Regions from separate parts of the Homo sapiens genome. Here region 1 is linked to region 2. A link is an interaction called in ENCODE POLR2A ChIA-PET data of the cell type or tissue named here. Cell type or tissue: HepG2. All regions are shown on one strand. Links, peaks and the distances in the headings refer to the core of each region. The heading gives the core; the rest is flanking DNA. Region 1 has its middle 13 kb from the start of LINC01700. Region 2 holds the start of LOC107985480 (a long non-coding RNA gene).

The links. ChIA-PET counts read pairs that join two places held together with the same protein. Peaks named below come from ENCODE experiments on the same cell type or tissue, not always from the same donor. Only the 100,000 strongest peaks of a DNase experiment are listed, where the experiment ranks them.
Region 1: POLR2A ChIA-PET joins it to region 2 with 9 read pairs; 1 of 35 experiments calls an interaction of 5 or more read pairs at or near these places.

Annotation. Positions count from the first base shown.
Region 1 is chr21:38,956,848-38,972,197 of GRCh38, forward strand. No RefSeq gene overlaps it. Among named protein-coding and RNA genes, the nearest start is that of LINC01700, 13 kb to the right of the region's middle. In HepG2, for the core only: no CTCF peak of the experiment used is centred there; DNase peaks (open chromatin) are centred at 8,624, 9,354 and 12,304; H3K4me3 peaks cover 593 bases.
Region 2 is chr21:38,781,255-38,796,604 of GRCh38, forward strand. It overlaps LOC107985480 (a long non-coding RNA gene), which reads left to right and starts at 2,798. Exons shown (of 3, transcript XR_001755102.2): 1 at 2,798-2,837; 2 at 5,103-5,295; 3 at 6,398-7,884. RefSeq lists enhancers at 5,883-7,082, 6,797-6,886. In HepG2, for the core only: no CTCF peak of the experiment used is centred there; DNase peaks (open chromatin) are centred at 3,457, 6,437, 6,907 and 7,427; H3K4me3 peaks cover 758 bases.

The DNA of each region.
Region 1 (15,350 bases), core at 4,497-12,496, 180 kb after region 2:
CGTGCCGGGCAAACAGCTCTCTTAAGCAGGGAAATGAAGGGAATAAAGAACAAACAAGTGGGAAGCTCTGTAAGAACAATATCCTGTGAGCAAGCTGAATGAAAGCACCTGCCTTCCTCCCTCAGCCCAAGCCAGCTTGCTTAATAAATTAGATTGCTTGTTTGTTAGAAGCACCTTTTTAAAAGGTGAGTGTAGACAGCTGCTCTCCAGATAATGACACTAAGCAGAGCTGTTGCTACCAAGCCACGCTAGAGATAAGGCTGCTTTCCCAGAAATACATTTCGGGGCAGGGCAAATTGAAAGTGTGTACTTCTCAGGTAATAGGTAATAAACATTCCGTTTTGGAGCTTTCTATATTGAGCTTCTGCACCTGGTCGCTGGAAGGCTATGGTGTCAGCACCAAGCCTGCAGATTGCTTTGTATATCAGCCACCCCTGTTTTTCCCCAGTAAAATACCACTCCCGGCTTGGCCGCCAGCTCCTTCCTCTTTCTTGGTGGAAATCTACTGCTTTCTTAAACTGGTGCATGGAAAATTACATGGTCAGCGCCACACTCGGGGCTAGAAAAGCACACATCCCACAGTGATTTCAAATGATCCAGCCTTTCATCATTAAAAAATAAATTCTGTGGGCGAGGAGAAAAGAATCGTGAGGCCCCTAAGCAGGTGACTCATTTCAGACAGAAATGCCAAAGCCATTTCTGAACAGATGGGTTGACAGGACACTTAGCAAATGCTGCTTTTAATTCTTTCTTGCACTCATTCATTCATTCAACAAATATTCCCCCAGGCTTATGGAGCATGGGGCACCACTGTAGGCACTGGGGAAGTAGCTGCCAAATACAAAATAAAACCCAAAAAATCCCTTCTTCCCTGGAGCTTCCACTCTACAGGTGGAGACAGAGAGGAAACAGATAAGGAAACTCTAAGAGTTATGGGGTAAAGACAGCTGGGGGGGCGGTGCGGGTGGAGGGGTTGCCTTGGTGGAAAGGTGATCTTAGAGCAAACAGGGAGAGAAGGTGCAGAGGGAGCTCTGTGGTTACCTGGGGGGAAAATGGTCCTTCTACGCAGAGGGAGTGGGAAGGGCCTAGGGGGAAGTAGGGCCAGCTTGATCCTGGGAGCCGTGTGGCTGTGGGCATGGAGTAAATGGGGACGAGCAGGTGAGAGGTGAGGCAGGTACACTGAGGCCAGGTGGCCACCAGGAGCACCTTGACTTTGCCTCTGAGTGGGATGGCACTCACTGCTCTGTGCAAAGGAAAGTCATGACTGGACTTGCTTTTTGCCAGACACACTTTGAGGCCAAGAGGGAGCAGGGAGAGGAATGTTGACATCATTGAGGTGTAGGATGATGGAGTAAGAGATGGACATGGTGGAGTGGGAGCAGAGGCCAGGGTCTAGCTAGGTGTCAATGGGGATGTTACTGACAGAAAGACTCTACGATTCCTCCAGGTGGGGCATACCCTCAACATCAGCCCATGGATGGATGTTCCCAGACCCCAGGAGTCTCACCATAAATTCTCCCTGGGACAGACTGTGGGTGGCAGTGGTCGCCATCTGTCCTTGGCTGACAGGTGCCCAGAGCTGTGGCAGTGTCATTCCCAGCAGCCCCAGGATTAGGCTGTTATCTCTGTTTACCAACAGGAAGAGACACTCGGTGGAGGATTCAAGCTGATACAGGAGCCGTGGATTGCCACCTGCCTCTTCTCCTATGCCTGTCATGAGTACACACACCAGTCCTGTCTGCTGGCCAAGCCCCCTTGCTCCCAGGTGGGAGAACAATGTGTAGAAGCACAAATTATAAACTGATTCTTGTGTTCTCTAAAGACAGTCTGTTTTTCAGATCATGATTAGGAATGAGTAAACGGTAAGTCTCAAAGTTTTCAGGGGCTTATTATACAGGGCCTATCAGAGTAAAAATAGAAATTACAACAGCCCAACATGGAAGAAAGTTTTCCTTCCTCACTCCCAAACTTCAAACAGAGTCCGAGGGTTAGGATGTGGGCGTAGCTTTTTGGGGGGCCACAATTCAACCCATTCCAGCTAACTTGATTGAGTATTGATGCCTTTTAAACAAGCAATGGAGTGATCATCGGAGATGAAGAAGCAATTTAAGCTCAACCCTCAAATGCAAACCCTTCCAAAGCAAACATCCTAGGAGGTGCTACTTGAGTTAACCTCGGAGATGATTAACCTGGGTTTTGCACCACTGCCCTGAGCCATTTTCCACAGAACAGAACAGAACAGAATTCTTTATTATGTTTCTCAAGATGCTACTTTTCTACACTGCAGTTATTTCAGGCATGACTCATGTTAAAATGAGTGTGATAAGATTTCTTGGTAAAACCCCTGGGAGGCTTTGAGTAGAGAGTTTTTAACAGTAGCTACCCCAAGCAAGGCAGCTGGAGTGGGTTGAATGGTTCCTCCCCAAAAGATCATCCCTGTCCTAACCCTTGGACTCTGACTGTGACCTTATTTGGAAAAAGAGAGTTTACAGATGTAACTAAGTTTGAGATCTCAAAATGAGGTCACCCTGGATTACACAATGGGCCCTAAAGTCAATTACAGGCATCCTTATAAGAGACAGCAGAGAAGACACAGACACAGAGGGGAAGGCCATGTGAAGGCAGAGAATGGAGTGACGCAGCCACAAACCAAGCAATGCCTGGAGCCACCAGAAGCTGGAAGAGGCAAGGAAGGGACTCTTCTTCAGAGGGAGCAGGGCCCTGCCCACACCTTAGCTTCAGACTTCTAGCCTCCAGAACTGGGAGAGAAGAAATGTCTGTTGTTTGAAGCCACCCAGCTGTGGCACTTTATTACGGCAGCACGGGAAATGCATACAGCCTCCAAAAGAGAACGAAGCCCTTCTGAGAGCTTGATTCCAGACATGCAAGACCCTGAGCCCACCGCGCCTGGGTTTCTGCCTACAGAACTGTGAGATAATCCATGGTTGTTTTACGCCACTCCAATTGCAATAAGACAGTGAGGATGTCATGTGAGTGACCAGCAAGGCATGTGGCCCAACCAGACAGCCAGGGAAGGCCTTTAACGAGTAACTTGAGGCTGAGAGTGAGGTGGTGAGTTGTGGAGAAAGTCCCAGCTCAGGGTTCACTGTGGACCAACAGCTCTTTACTGTGGGGTACTACCTTCCTGGAGAATTTCCTGGAGAGTATAAGGCCTGACGTGGGCCTTCAAATATCTCAACAAGAACAATAAATCCCTCCAGAAAACCATATTACTCCACTTTCTTTCCAAAGGAAATTCAAGTCTGTTGAAATGCTTGCTCTAAAACAGTTTCCAGTGATATTAAACAAATTCGTGGCTCTCAGAATACCTTGGGTGATGATCAATAAGAGTTGTATGTGCTTTACATGCTGATAATCACACCTAACCCACAGCATTTGTCTGATGCCTAAGTGGGCTCAGATTTGCCCAAGGCTCTGGTCCAAGGACCTCTGAGGGACACAGCCTCGTCACTCAGACAGGAGAGCCCAACTCAGTGACAAACAAAGGCCAAGGGATTCTGCACATGAAGACAAAACAGAGTCTTCCTTCTCAACTAGAGAATGGCTTATCTAAGAAAAAAATCAACTGGAGAGAAAAAAAAAGTGAGGATGTCAGCATTTAACAGGAATCTTGAAACTTTGACAGGAAGGGTGACCCTTTTCGGTCAATCTGAAATGTATGCAGACAGGTCACAGATATATTCCAAATACATTTTTTTAATTGCTAAATATGTTTAAAGAAGATTTTTAAAATAAAACTCAATGGACCAGTTTATACACTGCAAATTCATTACATTTTTCCAACCACGCAGAGCTAGGCTTAAACTCAACTATACTGAAGGTTAAACTCAACTATTACCAGTGTTATTCTATCCCAAAGAATGAGCCAGGTCTAAGCTGATGTTTCCTCCTGTTGTGACAATAAGAACTTTCCCCATTGTCTTCCACCTTTCCCCTTCTCGCTCCATTTCCACCTCTCCATCGCGCAGGGAAGGCAGATTAGAGTTCACTAGAAACACAATACCTGAAACATAAAGGCCTCACACCTACCCGCCTAGGAGTACAGCTCAGATGATCTTTCTAATAAGGAGTGGCAATGGAGCTTGCAGGCCGAAGAAACTATAACTTGGGTGTGATTGACAAGAGCTTAGGCTAACACATGCCTGCTTCTATAATTATATTGTTTGTCTAGAGAGAAAAAACAAAAAAACAATAAATCATCCAGCGGTGCATGACTGGCTTAGTTCTCTGTCTCTCTCTCACTGGGAAACTCACGATGAAGTTCTTCCAGGAAGAGGTTGCAACCCCACCTGCCCACCATTCTCCATGACACCTGTCACTGACCAAGATGCAAGAAACACATGGGCCCCTGCAAAATCTCTCGATTCATTTTACTGTTTCTTGGTGAACTGACTTGTATTATCTCCCTTTTCGCTACCCTTATTAGTTTCCTACAAACCACTACAAGTTAGCAGCTTAAAACCACACATGGCGGGGCGTGGTGGCTCACGCCTGTGATCCCAGCACTTTGGGAGGCCAAGGTAGGCGGATCACGAGGTCAGGAGTTGGAGGCCAGCCTGGCCAACATGGTGAAACCCCGTCTCTATTAAAAATACAAAAATTAGCCGGGCGTGGTGGCACGCTCCTGTGGTCCCAGTTACTCAGGAGGCTGAGGCAGAAGAATCGCTTGAACCCAGGAGGCGGAGGTTGCAGTGAGCCAAGATTGCACCACTGCACTCCAGCCTGGGTGACAGAGCAAGACTCCATCTCAAAAAAAAAAAAACAAAAAAAACATGTACTATCCTACAGCTCTGGAGGCTGAAAGCTCAAAAATCAGCCTCACTGGGCTAAAATTATGGTGTTGGCAGCGCTGGTTCCTTCCGGAGGCTTTAACGGTGAATTGTTCCTTTGCCTTTCCAGCTTCCAGAGGCTGCCCACGTTCCTTGGCTCATGGCCCCTTCGTCCATCTTTAAAGGCAGCAGCAAAACCCAAGTTTTCTCCACCTTCTCTCCCTCCTTCCATCATCACATCACCTTTTCTGACTTGGACGCACCCAAGTCCCCCTCATAAAGTCCCTGTGATTACACTGGGCCCACCCAGATCACCCAAGACCATCTTCCCCCCTCAAGATCCTTCACACAATCACGTCTGCAAAGTCCCTTCTGCTGTGTCAGGTGACACATTTGCAGCTTTTGGGAACATTACTTCCTCTCCCACTGCATTTTGGCGAGCACAAAGCTGAGACATCTCACAAGAGTGATCCCTGATCTGGGATTTGAGAAGTATGGTCACTAGAAATCAGACAGAAATCTGCCCACCTGCACTGTGGGTGTCATCCCACTATTTAAACACCAGCTAAAAAGCTCTAGGGTGTCTGCAGATGCCATCAGCCCAACTTCAATAATGACCATATCTATGTGGGCCTGTGTGCTTACCCACTGCAAATCTAAACAGCTGTCACCAAAACATCCCAGATCCATCCCCTCTCTCTGCCCTACTGCTCCCCCTGGTCCAAGACACCACAGTCTCTCCTGGGGACACCTACAGCAGCTGCCTGAACAACCTTCCCACTTCCTGCTGGGCATCCTGTAGCCCCTGGCCCATGCAGCAGCCTGTGGCCTCCCCAGAAGGTATACCCAGTCCCATCAGTTCCAGCTCAGAAGCCCCCACTGGCTTCCCAGAACATATGGAGTTAAATTCAAGGCTCAAGTGGCCTCACAGCCCTCATCCTATGGCCCTAGCTCCCTCTCCAACCCCATCTCACTCCTCACCTGCTTAGTTCATCCTCCCTATGCCCAGAGTTTTCTCTTCAGTTCTTCATATGATACTGGGTCTTCTTCAGGCCTCTGGCCCCAGCAGTTCCATCTGCTGAATCCACCTCCAGGCCTCACCTTTTTGGCCTGGGATGGAGTGTGTTGACTTTGATCACCAGCCATTCTATCCTCCTCCAAGGCAACTTATGACTGCCTTGAGGAAGCTGGATGTCATGTCCCCCCAGGTTTCACATACCGAAGTCCTAACCTCAAGTACCTTAGAATGAAACTGTATTTGGACATGGGGTCATTGCAGATGTAATTAGTTGAGATGAGGTCATCAGGGTGGGCTTTAATTCAACATGCTGGTGTGCTTATAAAAAGGGGAAACCTAGACATGGACACGCACACAGGGAGAACACCCTGTGAAGACAAAGGCAGGAATCGGAGCAATGTGTCTACAAGCCAAGAAGCACCAAAGATGGCCAGCAACCCAGCAGAAGCTGGGAAAAGGCCTGGAAGAGATTCTCCTTCACAGCCTCAGGAAAACCAACCCAGCTGACACTTTGGTCTTGTACTTCCAGCCTCCAGAACGATGAGACAAAAAATGTCTGTTTTGTTGTTGTTGTTGTTGTTGTTGTTGATGATGATGATGGAGTCTCACTCTGTCACCAGGCTGAAGTGTAGTGGCACGATCTCGACTCACTGCAACCTCTTGCCTCCCAGGTTCAAGTGATTCTCCTGCCTTAGCCTCCGAGTAGCTGGGACTACAGGCATATGCTACCACACGCAACTAATTTTTTTGTATTTTTAGTAGAGTGGGGGTTTCACCATATTGGCCAGGATGGTCTCAATCTCTTGACCTCGTGATCCACCCGCCTCGGCCTCCCAAAGTGCTGGGATTACAGGTGTGAGCCACTGCGCCAGGACAAATGTCTGTTGTTTAAGCCGCCCAGTCTGTTATGGCAGCTCTAGGGAGCTGATATGCTGGGAAAGCTACCATCATATTTTCTGATCCCTTGCAAGGACTCTAGAAGAGTAGGCCCCCCAACTCAACTCAATGCCCTTGCGTAGGGTTTGGACGGTGGAGGTGAGTGGAAGCAGGCGGCTGTGTTGCTGCTTCTTGGCTGGTGCTCTTGGGTGGCCCAGCTGTGGCAGCACTGGGGGTTCCTACAACAGTGTCAAGAGGCTTTGTTTTGTGAGTGTCATGAGGCAGTTCCCATGGCTACAGGCAGGCTGCTCCCAGACCCCTGGATCCAGCCTGTAACACATTCGTGTGTGTGTGTGTGTGTGTGTGTGTGTGTGTAAAGATGGGGTCTCACTATGTTGACCAGGCTGGTCTCAAACTCCTGGGCTCAAGTGATCCTCATATCCTCCCATCTCGGCCTCCCAAAGTGCTGGGATTACAGACATGAGACACTGTGCTGGCCTGTCACACTTTTTTTTTGAGACAGAGTCTCGCTCTGTCGCCAGGTTGGAGTGCAGCGGCATGATCTCGGCTCACTGCAACCTCTGCCTCCCGGGTTCAAGCGATTCTCCTACCTCAGCCTCCCGAGTAGCAGGGACTACAGGTGTGCACCACCACGCCCAGCTAATTTTTGTATTTTTAGTAGAGACAGGGTTTCACCATGTTGGCCAGGATGATCTCAATCTCTTGACCTCGTGATTTGCCCGCCTCAGCCTCCCAAAGTGCTGGGATTACAGGTGTGAGCCACTGCGCCCAGCCCTGTCACACATTCTTGAGCCAGTGGCTACTACCCCAGCTACTGGTTCCTGATTTTCCTGACAGCAGCAGTGAGCGCAGCTCCGGGCAGCCCACGGGGTGTGATTTGGGGAGCTGCTGTGGAGGCCCAGCCTTCTGAGGGATTCTGAAAGTACCTAATACCCTGCATTAAATCCTGTTCTGCTCAACTTAACCAGAAGGACAGCCTTTCCTGCAGGTGGACACTGGCAGCCTCACGTTTAGAAACAGATGCTGCTTTCCTCACGGACACCATCCACTCTTACACCACCCTCACTCTCACTGAGCTGTTTTCTATTGCACTCACAGGTATTTAAATGTGCTGCGTTTACTCGTTTGTTTGTGTACTTATTGCCTGAATTGTGACCTCCATGGAAACATCGACCTTGTCACTGGGCCTCTCTTCCGACATCCTCATGCCTAGAACAGCGCTTGGTGCAGTGGCCGCTTTGGGGTATTTATGGAAGAAGAGAGAGAGAAAAGGAATTTCTAAGTTTGGCTTCTCCTTGAAGAAGCTTCCAAAGGCGTTTCTAGAACACTTAAAATATGTGAAAATAAGGGCTACCTAGGTTATATGTTAAATGAATTATGCTAAAGAAGACTCAGCAGTTGCTAACTTTTCTCATCTGCTCTTAAATATCCCATTCTGCTGTTTCAAATTAGAAACTCAGAGTTCCAAAACAGTGAGATCGTTTACTTCTTTTTCTAAAAAAAAAAAAAAAAAAAAAAAAGGCATTGGAATAACGGAAGTACTTTAAGAATCTATGGGGCAAGAATAGAAGCTAGTCATCGTTGTCTGTATAAACCAAAAATAAAATTCTAATGCCCCTCAGCTATCTGAACGGATCCCCCCTCTCGGCCAAGGGCCTTCCAGAGTTAACCTGAAAATCTAGTTCAGGCCAGGACGGGAAGTGGGGGTCAGACATGCCTCATCACCCCAACATCAACACAGACCTTCAGTCTGACAAGAAACATGTACAATATCTTGTTTCTGAAGCCTGCTACCTCGAGGCTTCCTCTGCATGATGAAACCTTGGTCTCCACAACCTTTCATCGTAACTCAGACATTCCTTTCTATTGATAGTAACTCTTTCAACCAATTGCCAATTGGAAAATGTTTACACGTGCTTATGACCTGGAAGTCACCCTGCCCCCGCCACCAACTTCGAGTTGTCCCACCCTTTCAGACAGGACCAACGTACATCTCGCAAATATTGATTGATGTCTCATGTCTCCCTGCAATGTATGGAAGCAAGCTGTGCCCCACCATCTTGGGCACATGTCCTCAGGACCTCCTGAGGCTGTGTCACGGGCGCATTCTTAACCTTGGCAAAATAAAACTTTCTAAATAGATTGAGACATGTCCCCGATACTTTTGGGTTCACGTCTGTCACTGAGATGGTAACTGTGGTCATTTGAATACCCCCTCACATTATCCTCATCTCGTCACAGCAGCCCTATTCATCTGGCAAATTGAGGGGGATCACTTGGAATATTATGTTTTTATTAAAAATACGATTTTGGTTTTCTAAGAGATGCTCTGGGCTGCTCTAAACCAGGGACTGCAGGGCCCACCTGTTTCTGCAAATGAGGTTTCATTGGCACTCAGCCAGGTCCATTTATTTACACATTGCCTAGGCTCCTTTCTAGAGCTGAGTTGTTGCGTCAGGGACCACATGGCCTTCAGAGCCTAAAATATTTACTCTCTGGCCCCTTAAGAAAATGTTTGTCAGCTCCTACTCTAAACAAAACCCCTGGCCACATGGCCTCTGGCGCTGCGTTAAGGTCTTTGCTGTGCCCTTTGCGGACACGGACACGCTAGGGATGAACTGACTCAGAGCCGGCCAGTTTCAGGCTCCTTCCTGGAGCGATAGGAACCTGTAATTCTCAGCCCATGTGACCAGTACTGGCCAATGAAATGCAAGCGGAACTGACCTGCGCCTCCAGGCTGAGGCAGTGAAACGCTCCTGAGCCTTTCCCCAGTCTCACTCTTCTCCCCTATGGCAACCAGCAAACTTCCAGAGAGCGGAGGCAGGGGCCCTGCACGGGGTAGAGCGCAGACTCCGCCACTGCCTACCTATGATGGGCTTGCAGTGAGCAAGAAATCAGCTGTTGCATATTATGGCACTGAGATTTTTAGGGTTGTTTGTTACAGCACGATAAGCCTAGCTCATTCTGACTAGGATGGTGGTCTTTTTGCTGTCATAATTAATTTCCATTTCTCAGGGTTTAAAAGGGTGCACTGCCCCCCCCCCCCCCCCCCGCAGATCTCAGGTGGGCATTTTTGAACTTAACTAGATAACAAAACACAGCTAAGACAAGTCCTTTTCTCCAGCAAAGATGGCAATGCTCTAATAACTCTGAGCATATTAAAGATTCTCCAAGACTCTAGCCTCTGCTGCAAAAACACATACAAATACCTACTACTACTGCTGCTGTGATGATGATGATGACAGCAATAGTGAGAATATTTTAAATATGCCAGGCACGGTGGCAACTGCTTTCCAAATATTATCATATTTAATCTGATCATTGCCCTATGAGGTAGGAAGTATTCTGATTCCCATTTTATAAATAAGGAACCCGAGGCTTAGAGAGCATCAGTGACTTGTTCAAGGTCACCCACAGCTGTCAAGTGACAGAACTTCGATAAAAATCCAGACTCCTTTAATGGAGTATGGAGGGAGGTCAGAAAACATAGGAAGTAAGGGATTGTGATTGACAATGCGTCCTTGCAAAGGGACAGGTTAAGAGACACAAGGGCAGCTGTCTGAGGTGTGCCATTCACCAGCTTCAGGAGAGAAGTGGCAGGCTACCTCCAGCTATCCAGCCCTATCCAGCCAAGGAAGCTTGGGAGACATGTTAGTTCCCGCCTTCATTTCCATCAGCAACCTCAAAGCCACCCCTTGATATGATGAAAATAACATTGTTTGATAAAGAGTTGATATTCTCAATCTTATGAAAATGTGGATTAAAGCATCTTACTGATTTATTTAATCTGAAACAAAACAGCTGTTAAAGTGAACTAAATATGGTCTGAGAAGGACTCCGTACTTCTTTTTTTTTTTTTTTTTTTTTTTTTTTTTTGTAGATGGAGACTTGCCCTGTTGCCCAGACTGGAATCCAGTGGCACAATCTCGGCTCACTGCAGCCTCCACCTCCCAGGTTCCAGTGATTCCACTGCCTCAGCCTCCCGGGTAGCTGGGATTACAGGCACACACCACCACGCCCAGCTAATTTTTGTATTTGTAGTAGAGATAGGGTTTCACAAGTTGGCCAAGCTGGTCTCGAACTCCTGACCTCAGGTGATCCAGCCACCTTGGCCTCCCAAAGTGCTAGGATTACAGGCGTGAGCCACTGCGCCCAGCCAGGGCTCCATACTTCTATATTTGAGTCCTTGTGGATGAACTGCAACCTAGCTTAATAGGTAGACAAGATTGAAAACCTAACTTAGGAGTATGCGCCCGGAACAATAGCTGAGTCTTGGCCAAGCCCAGCGGCCGTACTTCAACCACTCATATGCTGCTGAGTCTTTAAGCTGTGTTCAAATAAGGCAAACACCATACTGCAACCAATCCAGCCATCCTGTACCTCACTTCCAATTTCTGTACATCATTTCCCTTTCTTTGTCTATAAATCTTCTTCCACCACGTGGCTGCATGGTAGTCTCTGCTGTGACTCTGGGGGCTGCCCGATTTGCGAATCGTTCATTGCTCAATTAAACTCCTTTAAATTTAATTCAGCTGAAAATTTTCTTTTATCAAAGCTAAGTAAGAATTTGCCAACACGTTGAGTAAACTTAATCATTTCTTCCAACCAGATTGCATCCCCGAGTCTCTCCTTTTGGGAAATTTCAGAACCTACACTGCCGCCCAGCTCTCTGCCTTCCTACAACTCAGCCCACCCATGACCGCACCTCATTCACGGCCCAGGTGTCAGGGACAGGGCAAGGGTAAGGGGGGTTCATCCCCCTGATAATAAGAAACCCAATGCTCTTCCTACCTTCTTGGTAGAAATCGCCTCTCTGGGACTTCATGACAGCCGCCTTTCCTATGGCATACATCATTTCTCGTGTTTTAGTGGCTTTGGTTTGCTTTTGAATGTGTGGTGGGAAGTTCCATGAAATTTATTAAATAACCAGGATATCCTGTTACCTTATCAAGGCCTCTATAGAAAACCATTGCCCTGGGAGAAGGGATGAAGGCACCTGAGACATCTCATATGAATCGTGATGGCAATGTCTCCCCTGCCCTGAGACAGCAAGACTGAGAATCAGGAGAGGTGGTTCTCATTATCCCTGAAAGCATTTTAGCTTGGATGTGGCCACTTTGAGGACTATAGCTGTAGGCACCCTAATTCGTGTTTTGTGATTATCAAAATATCTTCCGAATCCTGGACAGATCATGACATCCTTAAGCCCACTATCGTGAAGCCACATGGAGGTGGTGTCAGGTACAGAGCAGAGAACATTCGAGAGGCACTGGGTTGTCTGGGGGACCTCTGGGCTCCAGGAAGGTCCACATCTGCAGGGAGACAGTCCCACGGTTGATTCTGGAAATCCAAACTCTTACGAGAGTCAACCGCCAGCTTCACTTCGCTGTAATTACCCAGGCGAAGTGAGTGAACAATCTGAGCCTCCCCATAAAGCTAGCCCTCTAATTGTTGTGGTTTAACAGCCTCAGACCTCAGGCTGGGTGGAGAGGAGGGCAGGCCTCGCAGAAGCCAGACACCCGCAGGCAGCCAGGAGCGAACACAGTGCAAATACAACTGGCTCAGTCCTACAGCTCCTGTTTGGTTTACAGAGAATACCACCTCCAAGGCCATTCGCAAGCGCGACGTCACTCTAGTGAGAAAACAAGTAAAGCTGAGCTATTGACAAAAATATCCCCAACCATCTAACAAAATAGTAAGCCCAGCATTATTTTATTCCAGTAAAAACCCAATGACATAGGCCAGGGCCACAGTTACTATACCTTTGGTTGATGATTGTACTGAGGTTTAGGAAAGTCCCACGGCCTATAGGAGGTCAGACAGCCACAGTGGCAACCCTGGGCAGCCCTGGGCCAGGCTCTGGACCAATACACAGGCCACACACCTTTTTCAAAACCAAAAAGGAAGCACACTAGCAACTTATCCTCCATTCTAAACTCCTGTCACTTCCTGGGAGACCAGGTAAGGCTCTCCTGGATGTCTTCACAGAGCGGGCTTCATACGGGATCAGCCTTGACCTCCATTCATGCAGACAGGGATGGCAAGACAAAGCCTGAACACAGCATTCAACAAACAGACCCTGTGTCCAGGCTTGGAATTTCCCACTTAGGGCTGGTGATGGACGAGGACTCTGAGAAGTTCGTTCTGTTTGAACAAAAGAGGCCATGTCAATTTCAGAACCATGTATCTCTTAAATAATGCATAGTAATGTCCTCCATGCCTCTCTCTTGGAGGATCATCCAGAGGGTGATAGCATCGGAGCTTTGATCTTGGATTTTTGTGTCATCTATTCTGCCAATTTCTGATTCATTTGTCTCAACAATTTTGCCACCGTCTTTTCCCGGATCAGGTAAAGCAAAATCCAGATCAGCCCAGGCCTGTCTGCAAACAGAAATGAAGAAACTGTGCTAAATCTCAAAGATTCTGTCCTGCCCAAGGAGTGTCCTTACTTATAAATGGAGCGAAGCCTCCTGCACCTGCTACATGGGCTCGTGTGCGCACCGAACCCAAAGCTGCTTTCTGGGCTCACCATGCAGTCTCTCCACCTGAGGCCCCCACCCAGCCCCACCCTGTGATGCCCACACTGTGGGTCCACCTCGAAGTGCTGACATTCATCACCCTTTGAGGACATTCTGTGTGTCAGGGTCTGGGCTTACACCTTTGCAAGGGCATGTTTGTTTTGACTCTAACTTTCTTCTAATAGAAACTGAACTCTTATGTCTAATGGAAGTGATAGCGGTGTCAAGCACCCCCTTCACTTTTTTGTGGATGACCAAAACCTCATGCATAGGGACCCAGCCCACTGCCTTATGCAGGGTGGTGGGCATGCAGAAGTGTTTGTGGGCTGGATTTGAAAAGCTCCCACTTCAAAGATGAGGGGTCTATTTAATCCTGTGTTGTAATGTCAGTGCAGAAGGTTGAATCAGAGAGAATCTGAGAGGAGAAATCGCAAGCATCATGGCTGATTGCTTTCCTTTGTGTCTGGTGATGTCGCTGTGCCTGAATCCACGTCACTAACAATGGCCAACTGGCTTATGCCACCTACCCCCGTGGTCAGGGGTGGCAAGGTCTGACATCAGAAAGGAGGGCAAGAGGTTTGGGAAGGCAAAACCAACATCCCCTCCAAGAAGAGAGAACCGGCCTTCCTGCAAGGCCTACCCTTGATGGCCCTACCCAAGGCCCACCTGCCCTCTCTTCCCACGGAGCCCTCTAATCTCCCCACAGCACCCATCTATACCCCCTTATGGGCCCAGCCACCATCTTCCTAATATTGCCTTTATTGATGGGCAGTTCTCATCACGGCTGCTAAGAGAGTGAGCAGCTTACATCAGCATAGCCTGTCGGTAAGCGCTAAGTGATTGAAGGAAGGAAGGAAGGAAGAAGGAAGGATGATGTGTTCTCACATCTGTCTGCTAAAACAATAAGAAGTCATTGCTTTTGTCATGCTGTGACCTTGGTCAAGCCCCCTTTTCTGCCCTTAACTCCAGGAAGCTGGACTCCAGCAAAATCCTGCCCTTACACAAAGGCAAGCCCAGTAGGCCCTTGCCACATTGTTGGTGGTATTGTCCTTGTTAACCTGAGTGTTGGGGCTGCTGGGAGAGGAACCCATAGAGAGATCAGTGGCTTAGAAGGGTCCAGACCCAGCCAGTCTCCAACAGGGTGTGAGGACAGAGAAGAGGAGGTTGTCTTGCTGGGAATGGTGAGCACAGCCTCCCCAGAGAGGTGTGAGGCAGGAACAGGTGTGTTTCCACGCACCTGCACTCATGTCCCTCCGCAGGGCCCCAGCCTGCATTTTATGCCCCAGCCTTGTCTTCAGGGCTTCCCACCCCTTTTACTTTGTCCATCAGAACCCTTAGCCAGGTAATGATGGTTATTTGAAACTCCCCATCTGATCACTCCAACCTCTCTGTCACATCTGAGTCAGATTCTGATGCTTGCTCTGTCTCTTCTAACTCCTTTTTTTTTTCTCTTAGTAACCCTTGTAATTTTTTATTCAAAACCAGATATGTTGCACTGGGAAAATGGAACCCAATACTGCTTCCCACAGAGGCTTCTGCTCCTGTAAGTTGTGATATTCTGCATTTGCCTGTCTGCCTTTCCAATTTCGGGGTCAGTGGTTTGCCCTGTGACCTCAACTCCCTGACAGATCTAAGAATTGCTGCTTTGGGGTTTGTCAGGCTCTTTTCTTACTGTGTGGATAGGAGTGATGACGTCCAAGCTCTTCACATGCCAGACCAGAAACTGCAAATGTCTCTATTCTTTCCATTCCCAGAATCCGCTACCTTCTGATATCTGTCTATGGCATTGCCTCCAAGGCTCTGATGACCGTGAACTCCACCTGGGGGCCCTCTCCCTTCCCTACTCTCCGTTTCTATGTTTGCAACCTCTGTTAGGTCTAGCGAAAGGCTCTTTCCTCTAACAGAGGTTTCCCTGACACCCTGACTGAATCTTTGGATGCCCCCGCTCCATCCCCATCTTGGCACATTGGATACACACCAGTCCCGTCATTGAGTACTGTCTCTCTTATGAGACGGAAGGCACCTTGAGCACAGAGCATTGGCCTGGTCATCTTCCCACCCCTAAGAGTGGATGCTTCACAAGTATTAGCAAGATAAATATCTATGATTTTAAATTCCCATCGTACC
Region 2 (15,350 bases), core at 2,942-10,941:
TATTTTGGGCTACTATGAATAATTCTGCTGTGAACATTTGTATACATGTTTCTGTATGGGCTTTTTTTTTTTTTTTTTTTTTTTTTTGAGACAGGGTCTCACTCTGTCACCCAGGCTCTGGAGTGCAGTGGTGCAATCATGGCTCACTGCAGCCTTGAACTCCTGGGCTCAAGTGATCCTCCCACCTTGGCCTCCCAAGCTGCTGGGACTACAGGCATGTGCCACCATACCCAGCTAATTTTTGTATTTTTTGTAGAGACAAGGTTTTGCCACGTTGTCCAGGCTGGTTTTGAACCCCTGAGCCAAGAGATCCACCTGCCTCAGCTTCCCAAAGAGCTGGGATTACAGCCTCGAGCCACTACTCCCAGCCACATTTTGATTTCTCTTAAGTATACACACTGGGAGTGAGACTGCTGGATCATATGATAAGTCTGTGCTTAACTTTTTGAGGAATGATTCCTTTCATCTTTTCAACAGCAATATGGGAATTGGAAATCAGTGTGATCATGTGCCCAAGGTGACACTCCCATAAGAGGTGGAGTGGAATTTACAGTCAAGCCATTCTGATTCACAGCCCCTGTCCTTGCACTCAGTCAAGATGTCTCGTTAGTGTACATGAAATAGAGACAGTGGTGGGAGCTGAGGGCTGCACGCAGGGCACAACAAGAGGTAGAGGCTAGCAAGCGTAGGATGTGCTCAGGTGCATTCAGAATCGAGGACTATGAGGGTGGACAGGGGCCAGATTCTTGAGAATCCTGAAGGACAGCAGAGTAGGAAGCCATGGCTCCAAAGTCAGGCAGCCAGAAGTAGATGGGCTTTGAGGACCAATGGTGCCAGGGTGTGTCATTGGGACCTTCTAGGAACTCAGGTAAAAAATGATGGCCAAGAGTAGGCAATGTTAGAGAGTTCATCCTCAGGCACAGACAGGGCAAAGTGTGCAGCACCGTGGACTGCCTTTGTGACTTTTATGATTAGATTGAGAGAATCACCACCTCTTAGCAGAGAGAGCAACAAACAATGCAAACAATGCAAACACAGACACACAAAGAAGGAGAAACAATAGCCCTCATCACCACAGCCCTAGTGGTGGCAGCAACTAAGGAAATTATATAGAGAAGTTGGAGGAGCCTGTGCAACCAGCAAACAGAAATGTTGTGAACCCATTGAGATGTATGGACTTTCCCTGACATGCTACCAAAAGTTTGTCATTTTAGGAGCCCTGAAGACTTCTTGAAGATCTGATGTGCAGGCCTAGATCTCAAGCTTATTTATTTTTCTGTTCTTCTTCTTGCATATTAAGATGGATGCTTTTCTTATTAATTTTCAGCCTTGCCCTTTTTCCCCAATATGTATAAACAATTTCAAGCTATAAATGTGCTTCTAAGTTCTGCTTTAGCTGCACGTCCTCTTTCTTTCTTTCTTTCTTTTTTTTTTGTGAGATGGAGGCAGGAGTGCAGTGGCGTGATCTTGGCTCACTGCAACCTCTGCCTCCCAGGTTCATGCCATTCTCCTGCCTCAGCCTCCCAAGTAGCTGGGACTACAGGTGCCCGCCACCACACCTGGCTAATTTTTTGTATTTTTTAGTAGAGATGGGTTTCACCATGTTAGCCAGGATGGTCTCGATCTCCTGACCTCATGATCCACCCACCTCGGCCTCCCAAAGTGCTGGGATTACAGGCGTGAGCCACCGTGCTCAGCCTCCTTTTTCATATTTAGTATTTTCCTAATCATTCAGTTGTAAATATTTTAATGTCCATTATGATTTCTTCTTCCACCTTTTGTTTTGATTATCTATTGCTGCATTCCAAAAAAAAAAAATTAGCTTAAAATGACAATCATTTCATTCTATCTCATGATATTGTGGGTCATGAATTGGGACAGGCTTCAGCTGGATGATTCTCCTGCTCTTCTGAACATTAACTAAGGGAACTAGTGATCTTCAGCTGGTAGATGGGCTGGTCTGGAGGGTCCAAGGACTTTCACTCACATGTTGGCATCTGGGTGCAGATGGCTGGATGGCATGCTCAGTGAGACTGCTGGACAGTGGCTACCTCTGGCCTCTGCAGCTTGGCAGGCTCAGGATGGTTGGACCAACTCAAAGCAGCTCAGATCCCCAGAGAGAGAGGAACTGGCCAGTCTGGGAATTGAATCTAGAAATTAGCAAAGCACAATTCCACCATAGTCTGTTGCTTGAAGCAACACAGAAAGGTCTCCCAGATCATTGGAAGGCACACAGCTCCTGCTGCTGAATGGGAATAGTGGAAAAATATTTCTGATCATTCTTTTTGGAGTGAATTGTGTCCCCCAAAAATTCATATGTTGAAATCCCCCAGAACCTCATAACATGACTTTTTGCAGGTAGGGCCTTTATAGAGGTAATTAAATTAAAATGGGGTGGTTAGGGTGAGCTTTAGTCCAGCATGACTGGATTAGAAGAGGAGTTTCTGACACAGACACACAGGCACAAAGCCCATGTGAGGACAGTGAGAAGGCAGCCATCTGCAAGCCAGAGGGAGGCCTCGCAAGGAATCAAGCCTGTCGTCACCTCAATCTTAGACCTCTTGCCTCTAGAACTGTGAGAAAATAAGTCTAATGTTTAAGTCACCCAGTCTGTGGCGTTAGTTATGGCAGCCCTAGCAAACTAATACATTATCTTTAATCCATACATTAATGAATTCTTCATAATTACCTTTCTTTTTCTTTTTCTTTTTCGAGATGGACTCTCACTCTGTCGTCCAGGTTGGAGTACAGCGGCGCGATCTCGGCTCACTACAATCTCTGCCTCCTGGGTTCAAATGATTCTCCTGCCTCAGCCTCCTGAGGAGCTAGGATTACAGGTGTGCACCACCACGCCTGGCTAATTTTTGTATTTTTAGTAGAGACAAAGTTTCCCCATGTTGGTCAGGCTGGTCTCGAACTCCTGACCTCATGATCAGTCCACCTCGGCCTCCCAAAGTGTTGGGATTAAAAGCATAAGCCACCACGCCTGGCCCATAATTATCTTTGTTAAACTTCAATCACATGGGTTTCTAATTTAATAGCATGGCGACTACAGAATGTGGTCTGTCATGTATCAAGCATTTGAAATTGGTTGAGGCTTCCGTTTTAGCCTTTATGTATGTGTAAGATATTGGAAAATATTCTTGGTAAAATTGACCAGAAGATGTATTCTACAGTCACTGTTTAAGAAACAAGTGAAAATGGTGGTTAAAATAACCAAAACAACTAAACGTGTGTGGAAATAAACAAAGACTACCCAAAGGAGAGCAGGCAGAGGCGATCCATTCAGAGCTTGCTGTAGCATAGGAGTCAGACACTGTCACTTGTGTTTGGCAGAAACTCAAATCAGGCTGTTGATCAAGTTTTTATCATGAGGGCAGGTTTCAAGGCTGCCATTCATTTTTCACTGATGGTTTACTTTGGGCTTACCAGGAAAATCAGTCACTGTTAACCAATCATTGGTTTCTATGTAAATCAAAATATTAACAATTGCCCAAGTGCAGTAGCTCACACCTTCAACCCCAGCACTTTGGGAGCCTGAGGCAAACAAATCGCTTGAGCCCGGGAGTTCAAGAGCAGCCTGGGCAACATGGCAAACCCCACCTCTAAAAAAATACAAAAATTAGCCTGGCATAGTGGCATGCACCTGTAGTCCCAGCTTCTCGGGAGGTTGAGGTAAGAGGATGGCTTGAGCCTGGGAGGTCAAGGCTGTAGTGAGCCATGTTCATACGACTGAACTCCAGCCTGGGTGGCAAAGGGAGACCCTGTCTTAAAACAAACAACAACAAAAAACAGTCTCTATTTACATAACATAAAGAAGCCCTTTGGAGAAGGTAGAAACAGACTTTGCTGCCCTCTCTGAGCAAACATTGTCTCATTAATCCTCCCCACAACCCAACAAGGAGGTTTGACCTACTGAGTTCCATTTTAGGAGATAAGAAGCCGTTGTATGCCTCAGTTGGCTACCCAGTCTAGGGGCAGTAAGCCCCCACTTGCTATAATAGGTTGTGATTGTCTGATGTATTAAACTGAACTTTAAAAAGTCATTTCTATTTCGCTACACAGCAGTGGGGCAGCGCAGAAACAAGGAAATTATATCTTCTGCTTCGACTGTTTTTCATTTTTACTTTGTGTTTCTAGATTCTCAAACTTCCATCACTCTAACAGATTCTCAAATTAGAGGAGAAAACAATCTTACTTTACATAAAAACACCAAATTGATCCTTTATGGATGCAGTGTGGTCAATGACAGCATTTGTTTTCCCAGCATAGATTGTGCTGATGCATTGTGTATGTGGCCTGGTCTGTAGCCTGTGTGATTGACAGATGATTGAGAGACAGAGAGAGAGAGAGATTGTCAGGAGGCTTAATGATCCTCACAACACAACTGGGGTAGGTGCTGTGGCCCCCACATTACAGCCGAGGCCCAGAGAGAGTCAGTAGCTCACCCAAGGTCACACAGCTTGTGAACAGCAGAGCCATAATTTGATCAATGCTGCTAGGCTGCCTGTCAAAATACACCCAAAACAAAACTTACTTTTTGTATAGCATGAGCTTTTAATTCTATGGGTTGCTGTTGCATTGAATTATGCCCTAGTGTAACACAAACTAAAATATCCAGTTGCAAAATTAAATAATAAATAAATAATGGGTCTGCGTGCTGTTTATCAGTCCAAATGTGGCTGCATTTTTTGGCCAACTATGTCTTTTAAGATTACATCCTAACATTAAGTTTTTGTTGGTTTCTAATCCCAGCTTTGGCAGTTTTGGACAAAAGCTATGGGCATAATATCCTCTTGGCCCTCCAGGCAGGGGCGCTGCAGATTCTGGGCTGGGGGTCAGTGGGGGCAGCTTACAAAATGTTTTTCTGTGAGGGCCTCGGCTGAAATAGAGGGGAACACTGCTGAGCTCTGGCCTCTGTGTCTGTATCTTGACTGACTTTTTAAATTTTTTTTTCTGAAATTTCTGTGTGGCCTGACAAGTCCGAGACTACCACAAAGTGGCCACAAAATTTGTTTAAATGTTGTCTGTCAAGTTGGAAATTTTATTTTAAAATTCATGGTGCAATGGCATTATAATAAACCTTATTTTTCCTTCTGCAGTCTGTTTCTGGATGCTGGCAGTCATTCAGAAACATTTGCTGAGCACCTCGTACCTGCTGAATGAACCCACGTGAAGGGGAGCCAGGAGTGCGGATCATTAAAAAGCCTGTACTTTCTCAGTCCCCATTTGACACCACAGAGAGAAAATGCATGCTCCTGATTTGGGTAGATCTAGAATGTTCTTATGAATATGGTAGGTGGAGCAAGGGATCCAGGTTCTTATGATACATGATAAGAAAGGCCCTAGCTTGGTCAGACACAAATAAAAGCCAAGCTTTTCATCTAAACTCCCTTGCACCATCACCCCCTTACCAACCAGTACAGAGAGCTTAACATCTCTATACCAGATAGTGAATGTTTCTAATAAGAATGGCAAATTCTTATTGTGAGAGAGATAAGGGCATTCAAGTGTTAATTCAAGAGAAATATGTATATGGTTCTTTAAATGATTTATTTACTAACAGCATTAAGTATGGTGTAAAGGAATTTACATACCCTAATTCTCGTCTATATATTTTTTTGGATTTTAAAATGACAACTTGTCTAAGTTCGCATTAGTATTAAGCCCTAACATGAGACAGTATTTATAGCATAAGATTTTTGCCACCTATTTTTAATTGTAGCGCTGTTTTATCAATAAGATCAATTAAAGAGTTGAACATTTGAAAAGAAGAAACATGAAAATGAATTTCTAACTGTACGGTATTGAATACATGAAAGTTCTCTTAAACTTAGTCCAGAGTCTCAATAAACATGGTAAGTATGTAATAATTCACATTTACAACCGCCATAAAAACTCTATCAACCAAATTATTTTATGACGTCAAAATTATCTGAAAAAAATTGAGGAACTAAAATTTTTAAAAATAGGTTCTCAGTTAGAGCTGTCTATTAAAAGGATAAATTTTAAACTCTCCGGAGCTGGCCTTCCTGGTTCCAGGAGCAGCCTGTTGGCCTTCTCTCGCAAAGCTCAGTTCCTTTCCTCCATTCCAGAAGACCCTCAAGCCTGTCCCATGCACCTGGTTTTACATTTTTAAATGTTAAAAGGAAGACCACCGTGAAAGATTGGCATGTTAATAGTAGGCTAAGGCGACAGGTGCTGGGGCTCCGGCTTAGAGATCCCCACAGATTCCATGCTCCCAGGGCTGGCTGCAGCCATCTGCCCCCACCCACCCCCACCCGGCCCAGCCCTCCCCTCCTGGAGGTGGAATCGTGGCTTGCACAATCCCCTCTGGGCCCCTGGGGGAGGCGCACCATATTGATTTTTTGGACTTCGTTTCTGTGTGTCTCACCAGTCTTTGCCCGGCACAGTGACTCACTGGCGTCCCTTTCAGGACTTTCTCCCGCCTGATAACATCTAAATGACTCATGCCTACACCACCTGGAGAGCTCAGGGAAGGCACGGTTTGTTCAGGCCACCCTCACTCCAAGGGCCAGCCCTTTTTTGGAATAGAAACTAAAAGTTGGTAGCTTCCATTTGTAGTTCCATCTAACAGAAGAGCCGACCCACTCACATTAGCTGGCTCACGACTAAGGCAACCAATGCCTCCCAGAACATAGACTCAACTGGCAACCCCGGCACTGAAGGTCAAGGTGAGTCAAAGACACTCATGCAGAAGGGTGGATGCTCTTCCAAGTGTGACTGGCTGGCCTGCACGGCTCACTGCCTCCCCTCCTCCCGTCAAGATGCAGCTTCAGTTTAAACCACCTTCGTTCCATTCATCAAAGAGGAATATTTACTGTTATTGTAATGACTCTTCTCACAGTACACAAGGCTACACCTGAAACACACAGGCCTTTCAGAAAGCACAAAGGAGCATTGTGCAAGCCCCTGCCCAGTGAGATGGATGGGGGCGTAGACACGCCAGTTAACAGCCGGGCTTTGCAGGCCAGCAAGACTTATCTGTGGCCGCACCATGGCCACTGAGCTTGTACCTTTCTTCTTTTAAAAATTGCTCCTTCATTATAAGCAGAGTTAAATACCTGCACATGTGATTTGTGTTGAAATAATAAAGCAACAAACACACATCAAGCTGAGGAGAGAATCTTGGCTAAGGTAGGAAGTCGTGGGTCTGGTCTCAGTCTGTGCTGCTGACCAACTGTAAGAACTCAGAACTCACTGTCCACTCAGGACCACAGTGTCTCATCTGAAAGGACGAGGAGACTGGAACACACCAGAGCCATGGTTCTCAATGTGTGGTCCAGAGGCCCTCGGGGGTCCCTGAGCCTCTTTCTGGGGATCTGTGAGGTCAAAACTACTTTCACAAGTATGGTTTGCCTTTTTCACTCTCACTCTCTCATGCTTGAACAATGGAATCTTCTAAAGGCTTCCTGACACGTGATGCTACAATGGATGGAATCCAGAGGTGGATAGGAGAAGCCAGCTGCCTTCTATTAAACCAGAAATGAAGAACATTTGCAGAAATGTACAACAATGCCATGCTTCCCATTAATTATTTTGTTCTTGCTTTAGAATATGTCACTTTTCATTGAAAAATGTTACTCATGATTTTATGTAAAAGGTTTATTGTTGTTACTTTTAAATACATATTTTAAGTGTTTTTTAGTTTTGATTTCTAATATGGCAAAAATTGGTAAAATCACATACACAAGGGCTTTTGGGGATCCTCAAAACTTTTTAAGAGTGTAAAGGGATCCAGAGACCAAAAGTTTGATAACCACTAACCAAAAACTTTGACAACCATCATCTTGAAGGGTCCTTGGACTTTCTGGAATTTGGATCTCCCTTGCCTTGTTCAGTTTTCTCTCTTTTTAGCCATCTCGTACTTACTGCCATTTCAGTTCCTATGTACCTGACTTATTAATTATGCTTATTGTTTACCATGTGTGTTCCCCTCCCATATAAACTCCATGAGGACTGAGATATTTGTCCATGATGTTCATCAGTGCATCCCAGGCTGCCTAGAACTGGGCCTGGCCCTTAGCAGGCACTTGTTTTTGGATGGGAGGGAGGAGAAGGGAGGGGAGAGGGCAAGTTCTTTCAGTGTCTGTATAATGGACAGAGCAAGGTGTACCACCTCGGTGTGATAGAAGAGATGGAGACAGGAGAAAGGAAGCTCTGCACAGGATCACGTGGTAGGTGGCAAAGTCAGGGCTCCATCACAGCTTCTGTTGTCACATGACTCTGTTATCTGACCCTTTAAGGCAGCCCCTTCTGCTCCAACAGAGCTTCAGGGTAACTGAGTGCCCCGCAATTGGTGTTAGCAGAGAATCTGTGTCCAGTTGATCCCTAAAAGTTTGAGGAACACTCATTCCCCAGTGCATAAGTTCCTGATAAATGACCTCATAAATAAATGACCTCCCTTTGTAGGAGGTTGGCTGGAAGGCTCAGATGCACATGGCTGCTGGAAGTGAGGTCCTCCCACAAGAGAACCAACACGTCCTTCAAGGGTCTCGGGGTCTGTGAACAGACATGGACATCAGGATTGGTTGAGGGGCTTCCAGGTTCAATCCTGGTGGCACAGGTGAGGCCCATTCACCAGACCAGAGTGTCGCCAGCCATCCATAGCAGGTGTGCTCTTTGTGGCTGCCTATGGCTTTTAGTCCTGAAAAGCTCAGGTTTAAGTAGCCAGGAGCACAACCCAGGCCTTGCTGCTGCTTCTGGACATCTCTGGGAGTGAAAAGGGAGTTCTATGCTCAGCCACCTGAGTTTGTGGAGCTCGTTTCAATCTCAGTCTCTCCCATCAGCCTCCTGGTGACTCCTCTAAGAGGTCTCAGTGCTTCCTTCACCCTCAATACTCAAGGCCTTGGCGAAAGGGAATTCTTCTGAGACCTGAAGTGTAGAATCACGAGGGAGAAACAGTCAAGCAAAATTGACCGTTATCGCCCAGGAGATAAGACCCAGGAGTCAGTTCAGAGAACGCAGACATGACCGTAGAATTGTGTACATAGCAGGCCTTGCCCTCAGTGGATATCCAATAAATTGCAATGGACATATGTTTTCTTTTCTGCACACTCTCTTGCCTTTCCCTTGGCTGGATCTTGGGGCTTCTGGGAGAGTGATGCGGAGGGGAATATTGGAAGAAGAGGCTGAGAGCACAGATGAAAGTCATCCCATCTGTTTGGATTTCATTTTAAGAGCAGTGCAGAGGCATTGAGTGTTTTTAGGCAGAGAATAACATTAAGGAACGTACAGGTGTACTTCGGAGATATTGCAGGCTCAGTTCCACACTGCAGCAATAAAGCAATTATCGCAATAAAGTCATATAAATATTTCAGGTTTCTCGGTTCATATAAAAGTTATATTCACACTATATTGTAGTCTATCTAGTGTGCAATAGCATTATGTCTAAAAAACAATGTACATACCTTAATTTAAAAATACTTTATTGCTAGAAAGTGCTAATAATCATCTAAGTCTTTGTCAAGTCATAATCTTCTTGTTGGTGGGTGGTCTTTCTGGATGTGGATGGCTGCTGACCAATCAGGGTGGCTGTGGCAATTTCTTGAACTGAGACAACAGTGAAGTTTGCTGCATTCATTGGCTTTTCCCTTCATGAAAGATTTCTCTAGCATGCAATACTGTTTGATGGCATTTTACCTACAGAACGTCTTTCAAAATTGGAGTCAATCTTCTCAAACTCTGCCACTGCTTTATCAACTATTTATGCAATATTCTAAATCCTTTGTTGTCGTTTCAACAAAGTTCAGAGCATCTTCAGCAGGAGTAGATTCCATCTCAAGAAACCACTCTCTTTGCTTATTCATAATAAACAACTCCTTGTGTGTGAAAGTTTTATCATGAGATTGCAGCAATTCAGTCACGTCTTCCGGCTCCACTTCTAATTCTAGTTTTGTTGCTTTTTTTTTTTTACCACATCTGCAGTTATTTCCTCCACTGAAGTCTTGAGCCTCTCAAAGTCATCCCTGAGGGTTAGAATCCACTTCTTCCAAACTCCTGTTATTGTTGATATTTTCACTTCCTACCATGAATCATGAATGTTCTTAACGACATCTAGAATGAGAATCTTTTCCAGAAAGTTTTCAATTTACTTTGCCCAGTTCCATCAGAGGAACTACTCTCTATGGCAGCTATAGCCTTATAAAATGTATTTCCTAAATAAGACTTGAAAGTCAAAATTATCCCCTCTATCTGTGGACTGCAGAATGGATGTTATATTAGCATACATGAAAACAGCATTTATCTCCTTGTAAATCTCCATCAGAGCTCTTGGGTAACTAAGTGCATTGTTAATATTGAACGATAATATTTTGAAAGGAATAGTTTTTTCTAAGCAGTAGTTTTCAACAGGGGGTTTAAGATATTTAGTAAACCATACTATAAACAGATGTGCTGTCAGCGAGGCCTTGTTCCATTTCTAGAGAACAGGCAGAATGGATTTAGCATAATTCTTAAGGGCCCTTAAGATTTTCAAAATGGTCAGTGAGCATTGGCTTCAACTTAGTTACCAGCAGCACCAGCCCCACCAAGAGAGTAAGCCTGTCCTTTAAATTTTTGAAGTCAGACATTGACTTCTCCTCTCTAGCTATGAAAATCTTAGGTAGTATCTTCTAATACAAGGTTGTTTCATCTACACTGAAAATCTGTGATTTAGTGTAGTCACCTTCATCAATGATCTTAGCTAGATCTTCAGGATAACTTGCCGCAGCTTCTCCATCAGCATTTGCTGCTTCACCCTGCACTTTTACATTCTCGAGATGACTTCTTTTTTTAAATGTCATGAACCAATCTCTGCTTATGCAGCTTCCTCATACCTCTCAGGCATCACAGAATTGAAGAGAGTTAGGGCCTTGCTCTGGATTAGGCTCTGGCTTAAGGGAATGTTGTGGCTGGTTTGGTGTTCTATCCAGACCACTCAAACTCTCCGCGTCAGCATAAGGCTGTTTCACTTTCTTACCATTCATGTGTTTGCTGGAGTAGCATTTTTAATTTACTTGAAGAACTTTCTCTTTGCATCCACAACTTGGCTATTTGGCACAAGAGGCCTGGCTTTTGGCCTATCTTGGTTTTGACATGTCTTCCTCACTCAGCTTAATCATTTCTAGTTTTTTATTTAAAGTGGGATACGTGTGACCCTTTCTTTCACTTGAACACTTGGAGGCCACTGCAGGCTTATTAACTGGCCTAATTTCAATATTGTTGTGCCTCAAGGAATAAGGAGGTCCAAGGAGAGGGAGAGAGACAGGGAAATGCCCAGCCAGTGGAGCAGTCAGAATACATACACATTTATTGATTCCGTTCACTGTTTTCTGTGGGTACAGTTTGTGGTTCCCCAAAACGATTATAATAATAATATCAAGGACCACTGACCACAGACCACCACAACAGATAGAATAATAATAAATTTGTGCAAATAAATAATAAAAAAACATTGTGAAAATTACCAAAATGGGACACAGAGATAGGAAGTGAGCCCATGCCTTTGGAGACATGGCACCAGTGGACCTGCTGTATACCACAACCTTCAGTTTATAAAGAACATGGTATCTGTAAAGTACGATAAGGTAAAGCACAGTAAAACGAGGTGTGCCAGTGTTGGGGAGCACATCTGGCTGCCTGGCATAGTATTGACTGAAAGAAAGATAACAGAGGGAGGGTATCTGAAAAGTAACTGCCAGATGCTATGGTGCCTGCTCCTTTGCAGTCAGGGAGAAGAGAAAGAAGAGACTGATTATCAAAGAAATCCCAAAGCTAGAATCCGCAGACCCCCATTCCAGATTCATTAAAAGTGGACAAGAGATAGGGGAGCCTGAGGATTGTCCCTGGTTGACTGGAAGGTCACCCAGGAGGAAGGGGTGTACCTCAGAGATGGACAGGGATGGGCCTTCTGCTCGTCCTACAGGCACCCATTCTCAGCACAGGCTCATCCAGCCAAAGACTAAATTTCCCAGCCTCCTTTGCAACTAGATGATATCACGTGACAAAATCCAGACCAATGGGCCTGCCATGTGCAATTCTGATTAGTGCCCTTAGGAAGATGAGCCTCTGCTTCTCTTTCCTCCTTTCCTAGGGAGGAATGCAAATGTGGTAGGGAGACATCTTCAACCAGGAGAATGAGGACACAGCAAGGTGGGAGGATCCTAAGTCCCAAAACTACCACAACATCACCAAGCCAACAAACCAGCCTAGGGTCACCTTCCCCAAGTGTTATGGGAGTGAATAATAAACCTCTATTTCTTTTTTTTTTTTTTCCTTCGAGACAGGGTCTTGCTCTGTAACCCAGGCTGGAGTGCAGTGGCACAATCTTGGCTCACTGCAACATCCACCTCCCAGCTTCAAGTAATTCTCATGCCTCAGCCTCCCAAGTTGCTGGGATTATAGGTGCCCGCCACCACATCTTGCTAAATTTTGTAATTTTAGTAGAGCCAGGGTTTTGCCAGGTTGCCCAGGCTGGTCTCAAACTCCTGACCTCAAGTAATGCATCTGCCCTGGCTTCCCAAAGTGCTGGGATTACACAGGAGTGAGCCACTGCACCTGGCCAAACCTCTATTTCATTTAAGCCCCTGTATGTGTGGCCTCCTGTTACTGATGTTATTTTCATGTGTTATTCTACGCGAGGGGCAGAACAACTTGCTTTTGTTGTATTTCAAGTGACTGTATCGCTGAACCAACCACTCTCGGAGCCACACTTCCTCTGCCTACAGGCTCTGTGTTGACTTGTGGCATGAAGAACACCTGTGAGGTATCCACAGCATACACCAGCCCAGGGACGGAGGCCACATGGGCCTGAGCCTGCAGCTGGCAGTGGCGGACACAGATGCTCCAGCAGGAGTGAGGGGAAACACTCCACCAAATGAAGGCCTCAGGGTCATTCGGACCTCGTGGAAACAAGTTGTATCAGGTTTGCTGGCGAAGCAGCTAGGAGGCTGTGGCAGCTGTTATTTATTCTTCAGTAGGACATTTGGCGCAATGTCTTACATCTTCATGGGTAATTAGACAAAAAGAGCTCACCACCCCTAGGTGATGTCAATGCAGAGGGAGAGTCCTAGTGACATACTACGGGCTTGGCCTCAGTCACTGTTTGTTCAATGACTTGCTTATCAGGGTTATATGTGGGCCAAAGCAGTTACTAATAGAAGAGACCTTGGATAACAAACTCGAGGGTCATAAAGATCTGGAGAGGCTGGAATGATACACTGAACCTACACAGACTCATTCATTCCTCCCCCATCTGTTCATTCAGTGAAAGCATATTCATCAACACCCAGAGGACGCCAGGCACTCAGGAAGGTGCTGGGACACCACAGGTGAAAAGGGTCCGGTTCTCACTGACCCTGCGCTTTCGTATGTGGAGAAAGACAATGAAATACAACAGACCGAGGCAGGTGGATCACCTGAGGTCAGGAGTTCAAGACCAGCCTGGCCAACAACGCAAAACCCCGTCTCTACTAAAAATACAAAAATTAGCTGGGCATGGTGGCACGTGCCTGTAATCCTAGCTACTTGGGAGGCTGAGGCAGGAGAATCGCTTGAACCTGGGAGGCGGAGGTTGCAGTGAGCCGAGATTATACTACTGCCCTCCAGCCTGGGGAGGAGAGAAAGACTGTCTCAAAAAAACAAAAACAAAAACAAAAGACAAAAAAAAAACAGATAAAGCAACAAAATCATTTTTGGAGAGATAATGCTGGGAGCGCATTATTGGCAGGATGTGATAGTGACATGAAAGTAAGGCTCTTTCCGCTTGGGATCGGCAAGAACTGCCCTGAGCCAGTGACATTTGCCCATTTGCCTCAGATGATGAAAAGGAGCCAGGCTTGAGAGCCAGGTGGAAAGAACGCCAGGGAGCAGCGAGTGCAAAGTCCCCAGGGGGCAGCAACGGGAGTTTTCCAGGAACAGACCCAGGCAGGTACACTGGAGTGTGACCAGCAAAGAGGAGAATGAGGAAGGGGGTGGGGACCAGGTCACAGAGGGCATGGTGAGGAGTTTTGGATTCTCTTCTCTGCAGGGTGAGAAACCTTCTGGGAATTTTGAGGAGAGAGGTGGCGTCATAGGATTAACTTCTCCAAAGGCTACATTGGCTGCTGTGTGCAGGGTGGATTCTAGGAGGTAGAACAGAGGAGAGCTGGGAGGCTCTTGCATGGTGGTGATGACCAGGGCACTAGAGAAGAGACTGTGCTTGAGATGTGTTCTGGAAGCAGAGTCCACGGCATTTGCTGATGGTTTATGGGAGTAAAGGAAGAAGAGAAATCCAGGACAACTCCAGGTCTTTTGCTGAGCAACCGGTGGGTGGTGGTACCGGTTCCTGGGACGAGAAGCCCTTTTCTCCATCTCTGCTAATAACTCGCTGGCCTGAGCCAGCCTCGTCACTTGCCTTTAATGCTCCTGTGGTCACATGGCTGGCTGCCCTGCTGCCACCACGCCTCTTCCCCATGGTCTGGGATTGATCATGTGCAGGGCAGCACCTGAGGTCCACATTAACACTCCCACACACCAACAGATGAGCTTGGAAGGAAGCCCCTGTGTGGTTCACACACAGGAAATAGGCGGGTGGTCACTGTGTGGGACTGTCTTGGATGGCAGGTCAATGGCACATCTCTGGTCGAGGAGGGGAATAAGGACACCAGGCAGGGGAGATGCCTGAGTTGAAGGAGTGAGACCAAGGCAGAAGCCCACCCAGAGGATGAGGGCTGAGGGAAAGAGAAGGTTCTCATGCACAGTGAACAGGAAGCAGGGGGCTCTCCGGACCCGGAAGTGACCCTGGGCCGGCCAGGGGACAGACCAGTCTCTACTAGACCATGGGGCTGGCTCTGGGGGTATTTTAGGTCTCCAGGTTGATGTCTGCAAGGCCAGCTTTTTTTTTTTTTTTTTTTTTTTGGAGACAAGGTCTTGCTCTGTTGCCCAGGCTGCAGTGCAGTGGCTCAATGCAACCTCCACCTCCCAGGCTCAAGCAATTCTCCCACCTCAGCTTCCTGAGTAGCTAGGACTACAGGCACGCACCACCATGCCTGGCTAATTCTTGCATTTTTTGTAAAAATGGGGTCTCACCATGTTGTTCGGGCTAAGGCCAGCTTTTTCTTGCTGATGCAGGAAGAGGGACTGGATCAGACTCAAATCTGAGAGGCCCTGGAGGACCCAGCTATGAGAAACTAGCAATGAACTAGAGCAGGAGGGCCAAAGGCAGCCTGCTGGCTTCTTCTCATTTTTCCAGCCTCTGACACCTCACACCATTATGAACATGTAATTGACCTGAATTTGTAAATTCTTATTCTTTTTTTTAATGATTTCTTTCCTGCATGAATGGCAGAGGGTGACTCATCCCCAGGGAC